Linked DNA regions of Homo sapiens: all the other regions are linked to region 6. A link is a contact called in ENCODE Hi-C or POLR2A ChIA-PET data. All regions are on one chromosome and are shown on one strand. The core of a region is the stretch at or near the end of the contact, and the rest is flanking DNA. Distances in the headings are between cores, read along the strand shown.

Region 1 (2,700 bases), core at 68-2,567, 590 kb before region 6:
CATTCTTGGGTGTTTCTCGGAGAGGGGGATTTGGCAGGGACATAGGACAATAGTGGAGAGAAGGTCAGCAGATAAACATGTGAACAAAGGTCTCTGGTTTTCCTAGGCAGAGGACCCTGCGGCCTTCCGCAGTGTTTGTGTCCCTGGGTGCTTGAGATTAGGGAGTGGTGATGACTCTTAACCAGCATGCTGCCTTCAAGCATCTGTTTAACAAAGCACATCTTGCACCGCCCTTAATCCATTTAACCCTGAGTTGACACACCACATGTTTCAGAGAGCACCGGGTTGGGGGTAAGGTTATAGATTAACAGCATCCCAAGGCAGAAGAATTTTTCTTAGTACAGAACAAAATGGAGTCTCCTATGTCTACTTCTTTCTACACAGACACAGTAACAATCTGATCTCTCTTTTTCCCCACATTTCCCCCTTTTCTATTCGACAAAACCGCCATCGTCATCATGGCCCATTCTCAATGAGCTGTTGGGTACACCTCCCAGACGGGGTGGCAGCTGAGCAGAGGGGCTCCTCACTTCCCAGACGTGGCGGCCCGGCAGAGGGGCCCCCCACCCCCCAGACGGGGCGGCCGGGCAGAGGAGCCCCCCACCTCCCAGATGGGGCGGCTGCCGGGCGGGGGCGCCCCCCCATCTCCCAGAAGGGGCGGCTGGCCCGGGTAATTTTTTGTATTTTAGTAGAGACGGGGTTTCACCGTGTGGCGTAGGCTGGTCTCGAACTGGTGAGCTGAGGCCATCTGCCCGCCTTGGCCTCCCAAAGTGCTGGGATTACAGGCGTGAGCCACCGCGCCCGGCCTAAATGTCTTAACATCAAGAATAAGGCCATATCGATCAATAAGATACATGCATACTATTTTGCCACCTCTCACTTTTTATTAATAGTATACTCTTTCTTTGCTACCTCCCAGTTTTTGTCAAAGTAAATTGTGATACAAAAACCCCAATTTATAATCATGAAATATTTATTATATTTAATTTTAATAATAATGATTAGTTTCATATTATATTAATTATAATTATTTCGTTCATTTAGTTTTATTGATTTGATTGTTCTTTGCCTTTTCTTTTACATTTTTTCTGTTGAATTATTTATTTTGATTCGTTTCTTAGCTGGCAGGACTATGTCCTCAAGTACTATTTTTCAAAAAGGGCTTATAGAAGAGCTCTCCCATCCTCAGTGGAGTTGGCTAACATCCTGTACCAGTTACCAGTTTATTACTCTCTGGCTCCAAACGTTTCTCCCTTGCCAGCGGGCACAGTGTTAAACTGTGTCAGTAGAGGGCGCTAGAGGACAGAGAGAAGAAGAGACTTCTCTTGCGGTTTCTTTAAGCTTTCCTTCCTACTTGCTTTCGGGACTCTGAACCCCCGGGGTTCTCAGCTCAGTTTCAGGGCACTTCCGCAGGCATCTTCACGGCTAGTTCTGTGGGTGTCCCACTTAGTTTCCCAGTGGCGAGTTCAGCCGCACCGTCTTGGGTGGATTCCTGGTGGAGCCGACTTGACCCAGCCAGTTTCCTGCGAAGTCCCGCATGCGCACTTCCCCGGGGGCAGCTTCCCAGCAAGTTCTGCGTGAGTCCTAGGTGGCTTTGCCATGAGTTCAGCGCATCCCCCAACAGCAACTTCCGGAGGAATTTTGTGGGCACCCCAGCAGGGGGCTTCCAGCCCCTGAGCCGTGGCCTGCCGTTCTCTTCCCCACAATGTTCGCTCTCTTGACTGTGGCCCGGTTCTGTCCAGGGACAACCCAGAGAACTCTTCTGCCCTCAATGGGCTGCAACGCACTTTCTCCAGCAAGGACTGAACCCCAGTCTCGGAGAGCTAGGCTTCTTCACGTTCGTTCTTTCTTTTTGGGTTCTCCCCCACCCCTGCGAGATCATCTAACATTCCTCTTTATTCCCACTGCACCATTAATTTCTATCCTGACTGATTCACAACCCCGAGTTCCGAAGCAAGGGCAAGCTGTGGGGCGCTTCTTGCCGTCTCTACTCAAAACGGAAAAAGCTGGCCAGGCGCGGTGGCTCACGTCTGTAATCCCAGCACTTTGGGAGACTGAGACAGGAGGATCGCTTGAGCCCAGGAGTTCAAGATCAGTCTGGACAACGTAAGGAGACCCTGTCTCTTCAAATATATATATATATATATATATATATATATATACACACACACACACACACATATACATATGTGTATATATACATATATATGTGTGTATATATATACACATATATGTGTGTGTATATATGTATATATGTATATAATTATATATGTATATATGTGTATATATACGTATATAATTATATATACACACATATATGTGTATATATGTAAAATTAGCCAGGCATGGTGGTACGTACCTATGGTCTCAGCTACTCAGGAGGCTGAGGCAGGAGGATCGCCTGAGCCCTGGGGTGTTGAGGCTGTGGTGAGCTGTGATGGTGCCACTGCACTCCAGCCTGGGGCAGGGACTGAGACCCCATCTCAAAAAATAAAAATAAAAAGAATGGAAAGAACCAATGAAATCTTGATGCTATTAACACCTCTGAATATTTCACTGGTTTCTAGAATCCACACAAAACAGGAATCCTACAGAATGATGGCTTGCAGAGGACATTGTAACAGGGCAGTCAAACCAGTTGGAGAAGTGTGCTCTGTCCTATAAAAACGTGCTCCTTCCTGACGTCTACCCCATGTTGGT
Region 2 (2,700 bases), core at 146-2,645, 570 kb before region 6:
CTCATTAATCAAAAACAATCCAATGTGATAGATATCATTGTAATTTCTACTTTATGGATGAGGCAACTGAAGCACAGCGAATATTAGGTAACTGTTAAAGATAAGATTTGAACCCAAGCGGTCTGGCACAGCAGCCGGAACCTCCGACCACCCATCACACAGTTCCGCCTCTATTAGAAGAAGACCACTCTGGTGAGCTTCCTGGGGGAGGAGAAACTCTTGTTACAATAATCAATAATCAATCAAATTTCCAAGGAGATTTCTCTGGACCTTTGGAGGGAGATTCAAAAGCCCTTCTCCATCCCACTTCTAGGTCTGCTTGCTAAGTCAGGAATAAAGCTACCCTGGATCTTCTGGAACTTTCTGTTCTCTGAGGCAGGAGGGCATTTCTTTGGCCAGGACCTCCCAGCTCAGAGGCTCATTGGCCCCAGAAACATGGGTGGCCCACTGGAGGTGGGCTGTGCCAGTTGGCTTTCAGACGGGAAGCTGCTGGGCACGCTTGTTCTCCACCACACCTCTGCAAGGTGAACCTGGGACTGGGAGGGACAGCCTGCTGAGGACTGAGAGCGTGGGACACTTATGACTGTCACACTCCTTCTCTGCAAATCTTCCTCTAAAAGGCTTCCCAGGGCTTGGCTCTGCTTGGTTCTCTGAGCTCCTCCTGCAGGCAGCTGCCTTTCAGTTCACTATTGTATCCCAGTGAATCCAAAATTAGCTTGATTCACAACAGAAAATGAGCACAAAACCCCTCTATAGCCAGAGAGTGATTGTCTACAAAGTCCTATGTGGTAGAAATAAGGCTTTGCCCCAAGGAGCCATCTGGCTGTGTGCCCTCTCCCACACGCACACTTCCATTTGGCACACTTATTGTTATCCTGTGCTGTGAGGGAACAGAGGTACTGGCCACGGATCCATTGCAGAGGAGCCAGCTTATACTCCCACGGTGCTAGGAAGGAGGCGGGACAGGTAAGACAAGCACACAAACCATGGAAAAAACTGGAGGAAACTTTCCACACCTCTTAAGCAACTGGTGCATTTCCCTGTGGTGTAGGTTGAGTAAGTAAGCCCGAGGAGAGAGGATGGGGTGGACTCAGATGCCCAGGGAGGCAAGTCTTGGTTTGGGGTTTTCAGGAAGGCAGGGCCACTTGTAGAGATTGCAGCTGGTGGTGAACTGGGGTCTGTGGAGGTGGCAGGCAGAAATAGCAACTCGTGTGTCCATGGTGGCACCGTTTTCAATGCGCCTTCATAACCATATCTCGTTTGATCCTGACAGTCCCTCTATAAGCAGTTTGCCACTGTCATTTTTCAGATGAAAACATCGAGGCTTAGAGGGGTTTCTGAGTAGCTGAGAAGTCAGGACTTCACACTCCCGATCTTTCCCCTGGCCTCCAGTTTGCCTGGCAAAGTCACAGGAAGTATCTCCATGGCACCGCATCAGCCCTCACAGAGCAGGAAACCTTGATTTCTACAGAGGCTGTTTCCTCCCAGCCTTGTGCAAGGCCCACTGCAGAGACAAAATTATGGTGGCCAAAGTGTGAATGCCAAGGCCACACTGGTAAGAGCCAGTGGCTGGGCAGCTGCAGTCACCCCACCGAAGGTAGACGGGTGTGGCTCAGTGGCAGGCAGAGGCTGGTCCCCACAGGGAGGAGGAGGGAGCCTGTGGGCGGCCCAGGGGCTGCCCCTCTGTCCCCAGGGGAGTGGGTGGAGGCCTGAGGGGGACTGTGCTGAGATGTTTGGTCATCAGAGGTCTGGGTGGGGGGTTGGGGAGGTAAAGCAAGAGTCTCTTATTTTTAAACCAATCAATGAGAGGACAGCTGTTCTTTGTTTCCATGAGCTCAGCAGAAGAGGAAATGGTTTGCCTGTGCGGTGGGGGAGGAGGAGAGGGTAGGGTTTTAGGTTAGTGCCCTGGCTGTGATGAAGTGGAACTTGTTACCCAAGGACTTCCCTTTTAGGCAGAATGTCTGCTTTCCTACCAGGAAGAGTGGCTTGGCCCTCTGCTGAGGCTCTCAGAGGTTCTCCCAGCCTTGGGATCGCTGAGTAAAACCAGTCAGCACCATGTCACCCTATGGAGACTGGTATTACCTTGCGCCTGTGTGTGGTGACAGCGGGCATCCTTTGGCCTGCATAGCAAAGGGCCACTCCCCTCCTTTCCTCCTGTCTCCCTTCTTCCCCAACCCCTCTCTCTTGGAGGACAGAGTCTGCTCCCCTAAATTCTACTGGGTTCTTTTTCAGGCCTCCATCCCTGGGATTTGCTGGTAGAAGAAAGGGAATCAGCGCTGACTGAGCTCCTACTATGTGCCCTTCCTGGGCCTGGCACTGGAATCACAGGATGAATGAATAAGGCATATTTCCTGCCCTGAGGAGGCGTCTATAGGGGAAGTCGGAATTAAGGCACCTCCAGAATTCTGAGGTCAAGGGAATGTCAACAGAGCTGTGAACAAAATGCCCAAAGCCATGAAAATCTACAGAGAGAGACTCGAAGGGGAGGAATGGGGTAGGAGCTGGTGCCGAGGATGAGAGGGGAGAATTCACCTGGTGGAGAACTGATAGGTGGGGGCTGTTTTCAAAGTATTTTCACAAACGTTTATTCTCTTGACTCTCACAATAAACGAAGCCAGCCAGAAAGTATTCTCCCCATTTCAGTGATAAGGAAATGGAGGCTCAGAAGGGTGGAATGGCCCAGGGCAGGGCAAAGCTGGG
Region 3 (2,700 bases), core at 127-2,626, 840 kb before region 6:
ACTTTCTGGACTACAGGTTATATACTGTGATTTTGCTCTGTCAAGCAACATAAATTGATCCTTGAACGCTGTGAGAGTTATGGACACAGACCCTCACACAGTTGAAAATCTGCTATGACTTTTGACTGCCCGAAAACTTAATAGCCTACTGTTGACTGGAAGCCTTATTGATAACATAAACAGTTGATTAATGTGCATTTTGTATATGTAGTATATACCTTATTATAATAAGCTCGAGAAAAGAAAATGTTATTAAGAAAATCAAAGAAGAGAAAATACATTTACTGTTCATTAAGTGGGTCATCATGTTGAGCAGGCTGACGAGTAAGAAGAGGAGGGGTAGTCTTGCTGTCTCAGGGGTGGCGGGGAAGGAAGAAAATCTGCATGCAACTGGCCCTGTGCAGTTGAAGGCCCTGTTGTTCAAGGGTCACAGATTTAGCTTCACTTACCCACCCCTCAGATCAGAATTACTCAAGATTTCCCTGTCTTCAAAGAGACGCAAGGAAATTATGCCAAATGGTGAATATATTGGGTGGAAGATAAATGAGAGAAGGTTGTATGTGTCACTGATCTCAACTATAGCATTTGCTGCTGATATAGAACATGCTGTGTATATATCTATAAATACACACACATGAACACATTGCATGTATATAAAAATTGTTCACACTTTTAGTGGTGCTTACTGGGTATTGGTAAAGGATTGAGTAGGCACTGTGATGAAACTTCACAAAGCAGATGGAAAAGATGCATTAATAGCCACAGGGGGCAGGGTAAGGGAGCAATTCAGGAAAATGGAGAGGCTTAGCTAAAATTTGTCAGTCAGGAATTTTGGCATTTGAGACTTGTTTTCATACTATGTATATGTAATAGACAAACCCTTCATTTTGTAGTAACAGTGTTAGAACAGCCAGGTGCCTGAAGGCAAGCGACACAATTCACTGAAGAGCATACTACAGATGTAGTATCCGGATATCAAGTTTCCCCACTTAAAAAATGGGTGCGATCAAAGGAAAAGCAAGGAACGGGCAGGAGAGCAAGCGTGAAAGGTGACAAACTTGACAATTACAAGGCCGAGACTAAGGCCAATTTAGGGAACGGGCTGTTAGACTAGGAACAAGGGCGAGTTCAGAGGGAGGGGCAGAATGTGGGCAGCACTCCTGGGCCCTGAGACCCTTCTGCGGAATAAAACTCTGGCACTTCGCCACCTCCTAGGCTGAACCAAGATGGCGCGCGGCCTCAAAGCGGCGCTCTCGTCACGTGCCCGGACCCGAGGCGCTTGGGGGCGGGAGGCGTGGCCTCGGTCGCGGCAGCCCAGCCCCGCCTAGGGGGCGGAGCCGGGGGGGGTTGTCCGCGGAGGAAGGGGGCGGGGCCCCGCGGCCGCGCGCTTGGGCGGCGGAGGCTGCAGCTACCTCGGCGCCGGCTCGGCTCTAGGACGTGTCGGGCTGCACGGGTCGGGGGCGGCTCCCTGCTGCTTCCGAGCCTAGCCGCCTGGCCTTCGGCATTTGCAGGCAGGTGAGCGCCCAGAGCCTGGACTGGGGTAGGATGCGTCTTTTCCCCATCTCCAGCTCCCCTCGACAGTTTGGGGAGGGGTCTCGTCTATCGCACCTCGGGAAACAGCCCTTTTTGACTCCGTATGTGCTACCTCCGGCAGGCGTCGGTACTGCTTACCCTGCCGCCCCTCGCCCTCCTTTGCGGTGCCCTGTGCCCTTGGGGGTGAGGATAGGGGCGATGCCTGATCTGCGGGGAGGGCGTGGAGTGCGCCCTCTGCTCCATCGGCTTCAGGGGAGGGGGCCGAGTTGGCGAGTCTCCCGGTGGGAACGGAGCAGACTGCGCCCCCATTTCCCCTCCAGGAGAGTCAGAAAAAGCGCCTCTCGGCTCCGGGGCCAACCCCACTCCTTTGGGGACGCGATTCTGATGGGCTGAGGTCTTCGCTCTTCGCGGGGGTCTTAATCTTTCCCGAGTTGCTCATAGCACCCCTGTTCCTGTCGCTAGCTCTCCATTCCTCGAACTGCCAGCCTCAGTCTGTGCCAGAGATGCCCCCATCTCCGCAGTGCCAGGGCGGTGGGGTGGAAGGAGCGGCCAACCCGAGGCCTGGTGGGGGTGGGGACAGGGGTGGGCGCAACAGGAAAAGAGGGCTGGAATAGAGATGCCTGAACTGGGAGGGTGGGAGTGGGGCGCTGACTTACGTCCACGCAGTAGGGATGTTTTCCAGCGCAGATTTTGAGGTTTTGATGGTGGGTGGGAAGAGAGAGGTCGGGCTGGAGGACTTGGAGACATGGTGTAGGTGGTTTTCTTCGAGAAGGAGGAGGGATCCAGGACAAGGTGCCACTAGGAGCTGATGTCACCTTTGAGGAGAGGTGTGCTGGTAGTTTCCATCAGAGGAGCAGGAGAGTTGGGGCCGTTCTGTGTGGAGAGCAAGTGGTTAAGGAGGCGCTGCTTCGCAGGGAGATCCCCTCCTGGTGTGAGCTTAAGGGTCCCCTCCAGGAGCCAGGTTTCAGGGATTTCCCATAGTCCTTTCCAGAGTTCTTGGATCTGGTACCTAGTACTTTGCTCAACATCCAGCAAACATTTGTTGGACACCTACTATCTGCCAGATACTATGCTCGGTGCTAGGTCTTCTGAAGGCAATTTACAGCCACGGAGTAGCTGAAAGGTACACATAGGAGGCACACATAGCAGGTATTCTGTTAACACCCT
Region 4 (2,700 bases), core at 91-2,590, 700 kb after region 6:
CCACAAGGCAATTGCCTGAGACTGTCCAATTTGCAGACCAGGGCTTTTCAGCCTCAGGACTGTTGACATTTTGGATTGAAGAATTCTGTGATGGGGGCTGTCCTGTGTGTTCTAAGATGTTTAGCAGCATTCTTGGCCTCTGCTCCCTAGATGCCAGTAGCACTCCCCTAATTATGACAATAAAAAATGTCCGCAGACATTGGTAAATATTACTTAAGTGGGAGAATGGCCTCTGGTTGAGGACCACTGAGGCCAGCCAATGCGTACTACAGGAGAAACATCACACAACCTGCAGATTGGTGTCACACATTTATGGCCCTGACCTGGCCTCTCAGTTCTATCTGGTTCTTCTGTTTTCCTCATAGGCGAAGTAATGGTTCTAACCTAGAAGACAGAATGAGGTGAAGACAGGCTAACTTCTCTAAGCTCTCAATGACTCACGAGATAATAGATGTCAAGATAGAACCTACTAAGTGTTCAGTAAATGTTATCTATTGTCATTTCCAGGAGGGGGCTGATTGAAACTGAAGAATAGTACAGTAGGAGGAGAGGACCAGGAGCTGAAAAGACAGGTCGCTATGTTGAGAGAGAGAGAGAGGAAGAAAGATCTAATAGGACTTCAAAGGCTGTGGTAGATGTATTACTGTCAAAACCTGCGCAGCTTTTCTCTACCAGGCCTTGGAAAAGATTGCACTTCCTGCACCACTGGCAGCGGGCTGGCCAATGGGATGCAAGTGGAAATGAACTGTGCTATTCTGAGCAGAGGCTTAGGGACCATTGTGTGGGTAAGTCAGTGCTCTTTTTCCTCCACGTGAGGCTAGTGTGTCCCAAAATGGGGGCTGCTCCCTTTGACCTGTCTCCAAGACTGAAGAGAACAGGGACCATAGCTGTACCTATCCTGCGAGGGACAAAGGAACAAGCTTTTGTTAATTCAAGCGATTGAGATTTGGGGGTTTGTTACCACAGTGTAATTTGGCATAAGCTGACTGGCATACGGTGGAGCATCCCAGATGAGGGCAAGCTCCCAGGGCCTAACAGAGTGAGTGGCTGGAGTATGTGAAGGTGAAATTCTTTGACATGAAGTGGTTAAGGTCCCACGAGGCCGTGGTGTTAGATGGGTCATTCATGTGATGTTGTTATCATCCAGGAAGCTGGTAGGAGGTAGGAACCCAAAGTCTGTAATGAACAAGGGAAAGTGTGAGCAAAGTCAGCAGATGACAGCAGTAAAGGAGGAGTAAAGGGGAGTATAGATCTAAATATATATATGTATATGTGTGTGTGTGTGTGTGTGTATGTGTGTGTATATATATGCAGAGATTTGGTATATATATGTGTATATATATATGTGTGTGTATATATATGTGTGTGTGTGTGTATATATATATATGTGTATATATATATATGCAGAGATTTGGAAGTGTGGAAGAATAGGGGTCTGAGTGCAGTACTGGGGAGGCCCCATACCCTATCCTGAAAGCACATGAGGTATGGGAAAGTGACCACCAAGATCCTTTGGAGGGAAAGCCAGGTATCTTTTAAGGCAAAGAAGAGGAGGAAAGAAGAGTTTGCAGATGTAGGCAGGAAGTTGTTTATGAAACAGAGTGATAGGCCGGGTGCGGTGGCTCACACCTGTAATCCCAGCACTTTGGGAGGCCGGAGGTGGGCGGATCACCTGAGGTCAGGAGTTTGAGACCAGCCTGGCCAACATGGTGAAACCCATCTCTACTAAGAATACAAAAATTAGCTGGGCGTGGTGGTGGGCACCTGTAATCCCAGCTACTCAGGAGGCTGAGACTGGAGAATCGCTTGAACCCAGGAGGCGGAGGTTGCAGTGAGTGGAAATCAAGACATTGCACTCCAGCCTGGGCGACAAGAGCAAAACTGTCTCAAAAAGAAAAAAAAAAAGAAAGAAAGAAACAGAATGATAGTGTAGTTGGAGTCAAGAGTTGACTGCTTTGAGAACTTGTCTCCAGAAAAAGGGCATGTACTTGTGCAAAATGTTATATGCAAATTCAAAAAACATTTAGACTTCCTAGAACCATCTGTGGACCCTAGATTAAGAACCCTGATCTGGAACAGTGGCTCTCAAACTTGAGCAAACAGTTTGACAGGTCTGACGGTGTTTGACAGGTTGTTGGGCCTCACCCAGAGGTTTCAGTAACGTAGGTCTGCATGCGGTCCAAGCATTTGCATTTCTATCAAGTTCCCAGGTGATGCTGATGTTTCCGGCCTAGAAACCACATTCTGAGAACCACTGCTGAAGTCTAAGGCTAAGGGGGAAAGGTTTGGGGAGAGGAAGAGGAACAGTGGGAAATGGTTAAGGACAAGATTATGAAAGCATCATGGGGATGAGAATGGATTTTTGTTTTGTTTTACTAGGCTTAGGCAGATACTCCAATATTTCTGACACATACATACACGGAAAACCTTGCAAGAGTGGAGAAAAGAAGGGAGAGGTGAGTGAGCACTTATTTTAAGTTTAGGGCAAGGGGTGCAAAAAAATATCTTTTATAGCCTTAAGGATCACTTTCTTGAACACCCTTACTTTACAACAACAGATGTGATATCAAGTATCACATGGCCAATTCACACCTTTGGTCTGGTAACCAGCTCTTGCCCCCTCTCAGTCTAGGGCTTGTTCCCCTTCATCATTAACCTCTAAGAGAATCACTAGTGGGAAATAAGCTATGCTTTTGATTC
Region 5 (2,700 bases), core at 104-2,603, 970 kb before region 6:
GCCCAGCCTAACTGTTTTAATGTTAATGAATGATAGTCAGGACTCAATTCCATGTATGTTTCAATTCCAAGATCCATGTTCTTTCCACTGACTCCATAATGCCACTAACTTCGTAAAATTAATTGAGAACTCTACTCCTAAACCTTGAAGTCTTAAAAGAACCCCGGGACCTCCACCAATCTCTAGATCAAAAGTCATCAAAATACCTACAAAACAACAGACACAGATTCCCTTTTTTCCTCCTTTGATGAAAGGCTGTTTTGGACGAATGGGTACCTCTTGCTCTTCTACTAGACATTACACTTCACCATCTGTTCAAGCACGTGAAATAATAAAATGATCTGCATATTTTTAGAAATAATTTTGAATGATAGGATGTGTCTATGGTTGAAATGACATTATATTTGCACTTCAACACAGTTTACCGAAATAAATTTTTTTTTCAACTTTCTCACTTGCGATGATGGTGGTAGGAAGGGTATTAAAATCCCTAAACTGAAGGGAAAAAAAAAGTTTTTCTTCGAAATTTACTTCCAGGACGTCAGGGATCTACTGCACTTGAAATATGATTCATCTGGAAAACCACAGGCTTCCAGTGCCTCGGTAAAGTGGGTAGGTTACCAGGGTTATTTTGCCGCGTCCCCAACACCAGTTGTTCCTGGGGATCCTCTGTGGAGCAGATAGGTGCCCGTCATAAATGAGACGGTGAATTCAGGACTGGCGGGTGAGGTCTAAAGTGGGAAAGGAACCCAGCAACACCCGCGGTGAGCGGCGGCCGAGAGGCACCTGCCGGGTCCTGCAAGCTGGCGGGAGCTCCGAGAGCCGGAATGGGGCGCCTCCCTTCCACGCGCCCGCGGAGCACCGGCCTTGGACGGCGGCGGGGCGCACGGCCCGCGCTCGAAGCCCCCCCGGGGGCAGAGGGCCGGGCTGGCTGGGCCGGGTGGCCCAGGGAAGGGTTCCCGCGGCAAAAGATGCCGGGGCGGGACCCGGTTCCCTCCCTAGCCTTCAGCGGCCCCAGGGGCGGAGCCTCGCCGAGCTGAGGCCCGAGGGGCGGGGCTTAAGGCCGCGCGAGGAGGGCGCGGTTGCCGGAAATTGAAGAGCCGGGGTTCAGATTCTGACTGCGGCGGCTCGTCGGGGGAGACTGTGGGTGTAAACGGCCTCCAACCTGCCTCCCTACCTGTCGGCGAGAGAAGAGAGCGGTCCCTGGCTGCAGCACCCGGGAGCCGCAACGCTGGCACAGCACCGCCTTCCGGTTTCGGCCCTCGGCTGACACTAACTCGCTCGGCTGCTCCGCTGGTTCCATCGCCGCTGCCGCCACAGGCTCCTCAGCCACGGCTGCGCAGACGCTGTCTCTGCTGGCTCGTTATTCACTGCGCTGGCGCGGCTTGGCAGAGGCGGGGCGGCGAGCGGACGGTCACTATGTCTCTGCGCAGGCGCCCGCTTCCCCGCTCTGGACTCTACTGCGCAAGCGCCTTCATTCATTGCCTAACCTAAGTGGCTAGGTGTCGGCAGGCTTTGTGACAGGGACACTTCTTGGCACCAGTGACACATCTCCATACCCACCTGGCCACTGGGCTTCACTTAAAACCTAGACAAATCATTAGGTTGACCTTACTGTTTAGTTTTCTGGGATCTGAATTTAGTCTCCTGAATAAATGGGGACATTATTGGGGGCAATATGAAGGGAATCTGGGTCGGACTTCCCATCAAGTTTTAGCCACATTAGCTTCTTCTATAGGAAACTACTTAGAGGGGCATGTATCTTTTCGGTATTGGAAAAAGATGCGTGGAAACTTTAATTGCTGGTCTCTTCTACTCATTGTGACCATTTACTATGCGGCAAAATGTGTCAAAGCGCCTTTAGAAACTTACTAAATCATCAGTTTCCTTACGGGGTCGGCACGCTTGTGCACAAAATGAGAAAGGTAAAGATCAGAAAGGTTGCAGCACAACTCTAAAGCCACTGCTCTTAATTAACTAGGATTGTCAGGAAAGCAAGATTATTTCAGACAGAACAGTATTATATATGAACAAGGGTGAGAACAAATTTAGGAATGGTTAGTAGACCACTGTGGCTGACCCACATTACACGTGGGGAGAAGTGGTAGTAGAGGTAGGTAAGGCAGAGTGGGCCCAGAGCTCCATGGCTTTAATGTCATGCTAAGGAATTTAACATTAATAACATGAACAATGGGAATCTGTGGAATTTTAGGCCAGAAATAACTGTTCGATATTTACTGTCTGCTGTATGTTAAGCACTGTAATGATCCTATCTGTGCTTCAGAAAGATAACCTATGAATAAATAGAGGGGCTAGATTGAAGAGAGGAAAAAGAGTAGAGGTAAGGTATCAGGTAGCTATTACCTCATCAGTCTAGCTCAGAAAGGCCCTGAAGCTAGCAGAGGGAACAAAGATATGGGAATGGACTTGAAACAATTAAAATTGTACAGAACTTAGAAACTAGCTGGATGTCTGTATTGTGATGGGGGTGACACAAAGCAACTGCTGGTTTTCCCAGGTTAGATAACTAAGTAGCTGGTTGCCAGTTATGGGAGCTTAAAAAAATAAGATGAACCACCAAATTAGGGGTATCTCTGTGTATGTATGTGAGCACATGAAAGTGTGTACGATTGTGAAGAGTGAAAAAGGAGCTGTTTTACGTGTTGATTTTTCTGTAGAACATACCATTGTGGCTTCAGT
Region 6 (2,700 bases), core at 54-2,553:
CCCATTAAACAGAAGCCCTCAGAAAAGCTAATTTTGATTCTGCCATTTGCCCTAATCCGTGTTCCCTTAGGCAAGTCCTTTCAAAAGTCTAAACTTCAGTTTCCTCCTCTATAACATGTGTATGCCAATTAAGTGAAATCTCTGCCAGGCCACAAGCCATGACACAATGGAAAGGTAGGTGGACTTTGGGGTCAGGCACACCTACAAATTCCAGCTGCTCCACTTAGTAGCTGTGTTATCCAGGGAAGGACATGTTCTGACACTGGCTGACGCCTAACTGTGTGCACACATAGACAATTATTTCATTGAATCTTTAAGCCCCTGAGTAAAGTTAATCTTTACTATAATCTCCGTTTTGGAAACTAAGCCAAGACATGGCGAGGCTGAGTAATTTATCCTTGGTCACCAACTCTAAAAGAGCTGGATTTGCGCCCAGCATGTGGATTTCAGCGTCTTCCTGGTAAATCGCCACCCTCAGTTGCCACCTGAACAGTAACTCTCCACGAAATGGATGAGAATTGAATCCGTAACTGGAGGGAACCAGGCGTCTGGCTTTGGAATGCAGACCGCCTCTGGCCGACTGCCAGAGGTGGGAGGCCTGAAGTTTGGGCTCCTTGCCGCCCTACCCTTTCCACCACAACGCTGCTATCAAGCCTAAACTCCAGCAAAATAGGCTTTAGGAAAGGCACGAAATTAACTCATTTTACACATAGAGATACACACTGGGACGATTTTGGCTTTTCAAGCTAACTCAGAAAATGGAGATACAGGCCGGGCGCGGTGGCTTACGCCTGTAATCCCAGCACTTTGGGAGGCCGAGGCGGGCGGATCATGAGGTCAGGAGATCGAGACCATCCTGGCCAACATGGTGAAACCCCGTCTCTACTAAAAACACAAAAAATTAGTCGGACGTGGTGGCAGGCGCCTGTAGTCCCAGCTACTCGGGAGGCTGAGGCAGGAGAATCGCTTGAACCCTGGAGGCTGAGGTTGCAGTGAGCTGAAATCGCGCCACTGCACTCCAGCCTGGGCGACAGAGCGAGACTTCGCCTCAAAAAAAAAAAAAGAAAAGAAATTGGAGACAGGACGGCACTCCTCCTACCACGGCCACTATACAACCGAAGGCACCTCCTCCCGCCTCCCTCCAGGTGGCGCTGTAGGACCGGCCCACCTTCCACAGCGCAGACGCCTCAGTTTGGCCTCCCTCGGAGGCCATGCAGCGAAGAAACGTGACTTCATGGCTAGAGGGGCATTTCCCAGGAGCCGCCCATGCCGCCGCGTGACCTTCACACTTCCGCTTCCGGTTCTTTATTCCGGAAGTTGCTCTCAGAGGCAGCGTGCGGGTGTGCTCTTTGTGAAATTCCACCATGGCGTACCGTGGCCAGGGTCAGAAAGTGCAGAAGGTTATGGTGCAGCCCATCGTATCCTACGCAGGATGTCAGGACTAGGAGGTTCGGGTCAGAATACGGGGTGCGAAGGCGCAGGCTGAGGGCAGGCCTGGGATAGTGGAGTACGGATCCACATCCCATGAGCCCCCGGGGCTACCAAGACTGGAAGAAAGCGCGGGTAGTTGAACCGTGATGGTGGGGAGGTGGTCTTGGGGGGACCCCTGCCGTGGGGAATGCAGGAATGGACGCGGCAAAAGGAGGGAAGAGAACTTCAGGTGCGGAGTGAAAACGGGAGTTAACGGTTTTGGGAAACTCCAGGGGGATGAAAGTGGAATGGATGTTCTTTAGTCTTTAGAAGACCCGTAACGAATGCCCAGCTGGGCACTTGTTGTTTGCGTAAGCACCAGACCTCGCGTTTAGTAAACAAAGGTGAGACGGGAATAGCGTCGTCCGGTTGTTTCAGGAAGCAGAGTCTATGCTGCTTTTGTATTTTTTCCTTAGCCACTGTGGTGCAGAACCTCATCTTCAGATACTTACAAAATGTACGTAAGTTGCTTGTTTCGTAACTACTTTTTAAATAAGAGGTGAACTGATTTAGTTTTTTGTGTTAACCTGAGCGATCGCTGTGTTCTAGAATTTAAAAATAGATGTAACTGGAGATTGGAGGGTAATTGAGGGGAAGGAGTACTTAGAAAGCACTAATGTGATGAAGTGGTGTGTATCCATGCCACTTCCCAACATGCAAAGAATTGTATCCATTACTTTGCAAGATCAAAAATACTTTTTAATTCCAAAAAGTATTATTAGCAGACTTGACCATGGTATTTGGGCATCAGTAGTTTTGTTAGTAGTGATTATGGCTAGAACATTGGAACCTCTCCCCTTTAGGATGAAACATTGGAAGAAAAACCCAGCCAACTTAAACCATGTCAAGAGGTGGTGTGTTTAATACCTGTGGGAAAACTTAAAGACGAAAAAAGGAAGAGAGAAGGGGTAGCTTCAGAGGAGTTTAGTGGCAGCTGCTTTCCTTTGAGGGAAATTTTAGCAACTTAAATTTTATAGTGTGATAACACAACTGAAAAACATTAATTTCAGGTGATAATAATTCTTAACCACCTGAATTGAGGGCTCCTGTCCTAGTTGTTAGGTGTGTGACATGAGAAGGCTTTGTTTTGGAACTGGATTTTGCTGCAGGAGATAAGCCCTTGGTCATTAGAAATTACTGCTTTGTGCTATGCTGTCAAAAACTTTCACTCTTAATAGATTGAGACCAGAAGCAGTAAGAAATATTGAGTCCCAAAATCACAGGAAAATT
Region 7 (2,700 bases), core at 71-2,570, 620 kb after region 6:
ATCCTGTATCAGAAAAACAACCACAGAATTTCCAAAAAGCAACACCTAGGAAACCCTAAACGCTCTGAAAATACTGTAGATGCTGTGAAGTATAAACAAAGGTCCTCTGAAAGAGGACACAGAAAATGGGTGGAGTTAGAGACGAAGACACAGTAGCTCTCTTTAGGCCTGGCCTCCCCCATCTACCATCCTCCTCAGCTTTGCCTCGATACAGCATTTGCTTCCTATAAACTGAGGTCTTCTGCAAGGCCCAGATTGTCACCACTGTCACCTCCAGCCTCAGTTCAGCTTCCTTAGCTCATGCCCTTGGGAATCCAGTTCTGCAGGATTCATTCCTGTGTGGGTGGGGAAAACTCCCTGGAGGATGCCAGCCTGTTCAGCAGAGTCCATAAAGCAAGTCCCAGCTGTTCCCATCCAGCCAGGGCACCAAAGTGAGGAAACAACATAACAACAAGGCTCTGCTCTGCCTGGAGGGCTCATCAGAGAGAGGACAGGAGAGGCCACGGCAGAGGAGCTGCCTCCGCAGGTCTTCTGCACTGGGCTCGGCGGGGCCGGGCTAACCCATCCAGGTCTGCAAGGAGCAAGGAGGCAGTGTGGAGGCGTACTTCAAACGAGGGCCCAGCCCCATTCCAAGGGGATGAGGATGTACGTCGGGGTAACTGCAGAGGCACTGGACTGACCAGAGAGCACTGAATAATGCCAGTGAGACCATCCTCCAGAAGGAAGACATCCTTGCTGGGCTGACACTGGCTTTTTGAGCAAGCGTCTCCAATTTGTTCAATTATAATGATTGTTAGGGTGCTTTCTGGTAGCACCTTTCTCAGATGTCCAAAAGGTTCTCTCTGGTCTTGAAGACAGGGTCCTCCTTTCTGTCCCAGATGAGAGGGAGGACCACTCAGGCTAAGTGACTTTGTACTGTCTCTCCTACTGGAGCTGTTCCAGAGTTGGGAAAAGATTGTAGACCCGATGAAGGGAGGCTGGCATGGTGGGAATACTCAGAAACACTCTTGGCCCCAGCCCTGTGCTCTCCCCTGCAAGTATACACTCAGCACAGATATGCCAGAGCCCCAGTACCCAGAAGGATCACACACATAAGAGTAGAGGAGGCAGGGCCAGCAGCTCCCAGGTGGTGGTGCTGTCTGTGGGGAGGATGGGGGTGACTGCCTGTAAGCCTGGGTGCAGGAGCCAATGGGCAGGGCCAGGCTGTGTGGGTGGTGGGCTGCCGGCAGCTGACAGCCACCTGCTCAGCTCTGAGAAGGGCCAAAGGAAGTCAAGCAGAAAAAGGCAGAGCCAGCCATTCATGGGAACCGGCTAAGGCGCCGACCAGCCCCCGCGCCATGCTTCTTTCTTCCCTTGGGATAGGAAGGCTCTCCACCACGTGCCCACAGCCCAGCCCACTGTCCCTGTGCCATCGTGGTGTTCCTCAACCAGCAAGCTAGACTCAGAGTCTAATGATAAAGCAGGATATCTTCAGTTAATGCTAACTCCTCAAATATCAAGGCAATCCCTAATAGATTACAGTCACTCTTGGGGGCCTGAAGCCATAGGGATCACACAAACCATGTGTAACCCCCAACCCCTCCACATACTTTTCCCCCTGCACCCCACACACACATCTATGTCTCCCCGCTACATACACACCACACACCTCCCATGCTTATCCCATACCCCTCACACCCTCCCCATACACACCCTACTCTCCCCCGACACACACCCTCCTGCTCACTCACTCCCTCACCAGCTCTCCCAGAAGAGAAGAGAGGAAGCTGGCCTAGACCCATAAGGTCACATTCTTTTTTTTTTTTTTTTTTGAGACATAGTCTCGCTCTGTCGCCCAGGCTGAGTGCAGTGGCGTGATCTCCGCTCACTGCAACCTCCACCTCCCAGGTTGAAGCAATTCTCTGCCTCAGCTTCCTGAACCACAGGCACCCGCCACCATGCCCAGCTAATTTTTTGTATTTTTAGTAGACACGGGGTTTCATCATGTTAGCCAGGATGGTCTCGATCTCCTGACCTCATGATCCACCTGCCTGGGCCTCCCAAAGTGCTGGGATTACAGGCATGAGCCACCACGCCGAGGTCACATTCTTAGTGTCACTGGCAAAGAAGTCTGAGAAAAAAGGTTAAACCCAGAAGAAAAAGGAAAACAGGCCCTCTCAGCACCAGGGGGCAGCTCCGGCCCTTCCCCAAGCAGGCTGTTCTCTGCGTTCCAGCAGGCTGAGGGCACTCAGGCAAAGAGAATGCCACAGAAGGAGCCTCAGGCAGAAGAGCTTCACAAGAGCCCTCTCCCAAATGCCCCCAGGCCTTCTGGCAGGCCCCCCAGGGTGGCCGGTCATTCCCTAAATCAGGAAGGTGTAAAGAAGCCGTGGGGTCCCCACAGACCAGGGTAGGAAAGGAAAGGGACACCGGTTTTCAAGCAGTTCCAGTCTTTCAATCCAGAGAAAAACAGAAAAATGAAACACCCCTAAACATCTGATACTCACTTACACAGGGGTGTGAGAGGTCAAGGTGTTAGTCCCTCCCAGGGCCATTTGCATTAAAAAGCAGAATCTAAGGAGGGGAGCACCCAACCCAACAGGCCCTGGAAATGGTAAGACTTCTATTTTCCCAGGGAGGAATGAGCCATGAAAAGACGGGGGGGGGGGGGGGGGTGCTCTCTAATGTTAGGCCCCATAGCTCCATGGCCTCCCCCTGGTCTCT

The links. A loop is a pair of places that touch in the nucleus more often than their neighbours do. ChIA-PET counts read pairs that join two places held with the same protein, here RNA polymerase II (POLR2A). Pooled maps may share reads with other maps.
Region 1: a map of naive thymus-derived CD4-positive, alpha-beta T cell shows a loop between it and region 6 (8-fold over the local background). The contact joins the enhancer-like site here to the promoter of SNRPE in region 6. A Hi-C loop is called at or near these places in 3 of 168 maps with a recorded cell type or tissue (CD4-positive, alpha-beta T cell, CD8-positive, alpha-beta T cell and naive thymus-derived CD4-positive, alpha-beta T cell) and 10 of 50 pooled maps. POLR2A ChIA-PET finds 5 or more read pairs at or near these places in 1 of 52 experiments (activated CD8-positive, alpha-beta memory T cell).
Region 2: a loop to region 6 is called in a pooled map, with 20 times the contacts of the local background. The contact joins the promoter of LINC01353 here to the promoter of SNRPE in region 6. A Hi-C loop is called at or near these places in 2 of 168 maps with a recorded cell type or tissue (CD4-positive, alpha-beta T cell and CD8-positive, alpha-beta T cell) and 11 of 50 pooled maps. POLR2A ChIA-PET finds 5 or more read pairs at or near these places in 2 of 52 experiments (WTC11 and activated CD8-positive, alpha-beta memory T cell).
Region 3: a map of CD8-positive, alpha-beta T cell shows a loop between it and region 6 (4-fold over the local background). The contact joins the promoter of PPFIA4 here to the promoter of SNRPE in region 6. A Hi-C loop is called at or near these places in 2 of 168 maps with a recorded cell type or tissue (CD4-positive, alpha-beta T cell and CD8-positive, alpha-beta T cell) and 9 of 50 pooled maps. POLR2A ChIA-PET finds 5 or more read pairs at or near these places in 1 of 52 experiments (T-cell).
Region 4: a loop to region 6 is called in a pooled map, with 6 times the contacts of the local background. The contact joins the promoter of LRRN2-AS1 here to the promoter of SNRPE in region 6. A Hi-C loop is called at or near these places in 5 of 50 pooled maps. POLR2A ChIA-PET finds 5 or more read pairs at or near these places in 2 of 52 experiments (HEK293T and activated T-cell).
Region 5: a map of CD4-positive, alpha-beta T cell shows a loop between it and region 6 (4-fold over the local background). The contact joins the promoter of RABIF here to the promoter of SNRPE in region 6. A Hi-C loop is called at or near these places in 1 of 168 maps with a recorded cell type or tissue (CD4-positive, alpha-beta T cell) and 6 of 50 pooled maps. POLR2A ChIA-PET finds 5 or more read pairs at or near these places in 1 of 52 experiments (CD8-positive, alpha-beta memory T cell).
Region 7: a pooled map shows a loop between it and region 6 (4-fold over the local background). The contact joins the enhancer-like site here to the promoter of SNRPE in region 6. A Hi-C loop is called at or near these places in 1 of 168 maps with a recorded cell type or tissue (dorsolateral prefrontal cortex), 3 of 37 single-sample maps with no recorded cell type and 10 of 50 pooled maps. POLR2A ChIA-PET finds 5 or more read pairs at or near these places in 3 of 52 experiments (AG04450, MCF 10A and PC-9).

Annotation. Positions count from the first base shown.
Region 1 is chr1:203,266,159-203,268,858 of GRCh38, forward strand. LOC124904486 (a long non-coding RNA gene) reads right to left here. Exons shown (of 2, transcript XR_007066798.1): 2 at 956-2,700. Among named protein-coding and RNA genes, the nearest start is that of LINC01353, 20 kb to the right of the region's middle. Within about 2 kb of position 1,318, at least 35 of the 41 ENCODE cell types and tissues checked have a DNase peak (open chromatin) inside an H3K27ac peak, as active enhancers do; they include CD8-positive, alpha-beta T cell, where a contact is called at or near this core.
Region 2 is chr1:203,285,757-203,288,456 of GRCh38, forward strand. It overlaps LINC01353 (long intergenic non-protein coding RNA 1353), which reads left to right and starts at 1,396. Exons shown (of 3, transcript NR_117097.1): 1 at 1,396-1,555; 2 at 2,233-2,550. RefSeq lists an enhancer at 1,202-2,401.
Region 3 is chr1:203,025,115-203,027,814 of GRCh38, forward strand. PPFIA4 (PPFI scaffold protein A4) reads left to right here and starts at 1,377. Exons shown (of 30, transcript NM_001304331.2): 1 at 1,377-1,515. RefSeq lists a silencer at 1,167-1,476 and an enhancer at 1,303-1,824.
Region 4 is chr1:204,562,831-204,565,530 of GRCh38, forward strand. LRRN2-AS1 (LRRN2 antisense RNA 1) reads left to right here and starts at 1,341. Exons shown (of 13, transcript XR_007066814.1): 1 at 1,341-2,456.
Region 5 is chr1:202,887,796-202,890,495 of GRCh38, forward strand. RABIF (RAB interacting factor) reads right to left here and starts at 1,354. Exons shown (of 2, transcript NM_002871.5): 1 at 1,178-1,354. The coding sequence starts at 1,303. RefSeq lists a silencer at 760-1,049 and an enhancer at 1,120-1,389.
Region 6 is chr1:203,860,296-203,862,995 of GRCh38, forward strand. It overlaps SNRPE (small nuclear ribonucleoprotein polypeptide E), which reads left to right and starts at 1,304. Exons shown (of 5, transcript NM_003094.4): 1 at 1,304-1,418; 2 at 1,901-1,927. The coding sequence starts at 1,365. RefSeq lists enhancers at 1,086-1,380, 1,189-1,448, 1,834-2,409.
Region 7 is chr1:204,479,476-204,482,175 of GRCh38, forward strand. The region is part of intron 1 of PIK3C2B (phosphatidylinositol-4-phosphate 3-kinase catalytic subunit type 2 beta); the gene reads right to left. Among named protein-coding and RNA genes, the nearest start is that of PIK3C2B, 14 kb to the right of the region's middle. RefSeq lists enhancers at 1,054-1,113, 2,014-2,700, 2,104-2,153. Within about 2 kb of position 1,321, at least 12 of the 41 ENCODE cell types and tissues checked have a DNase peak (open chromatin) inside an H3K27ac peak, as active enhancers do; they include PC-9, where a contact is called at or near this core.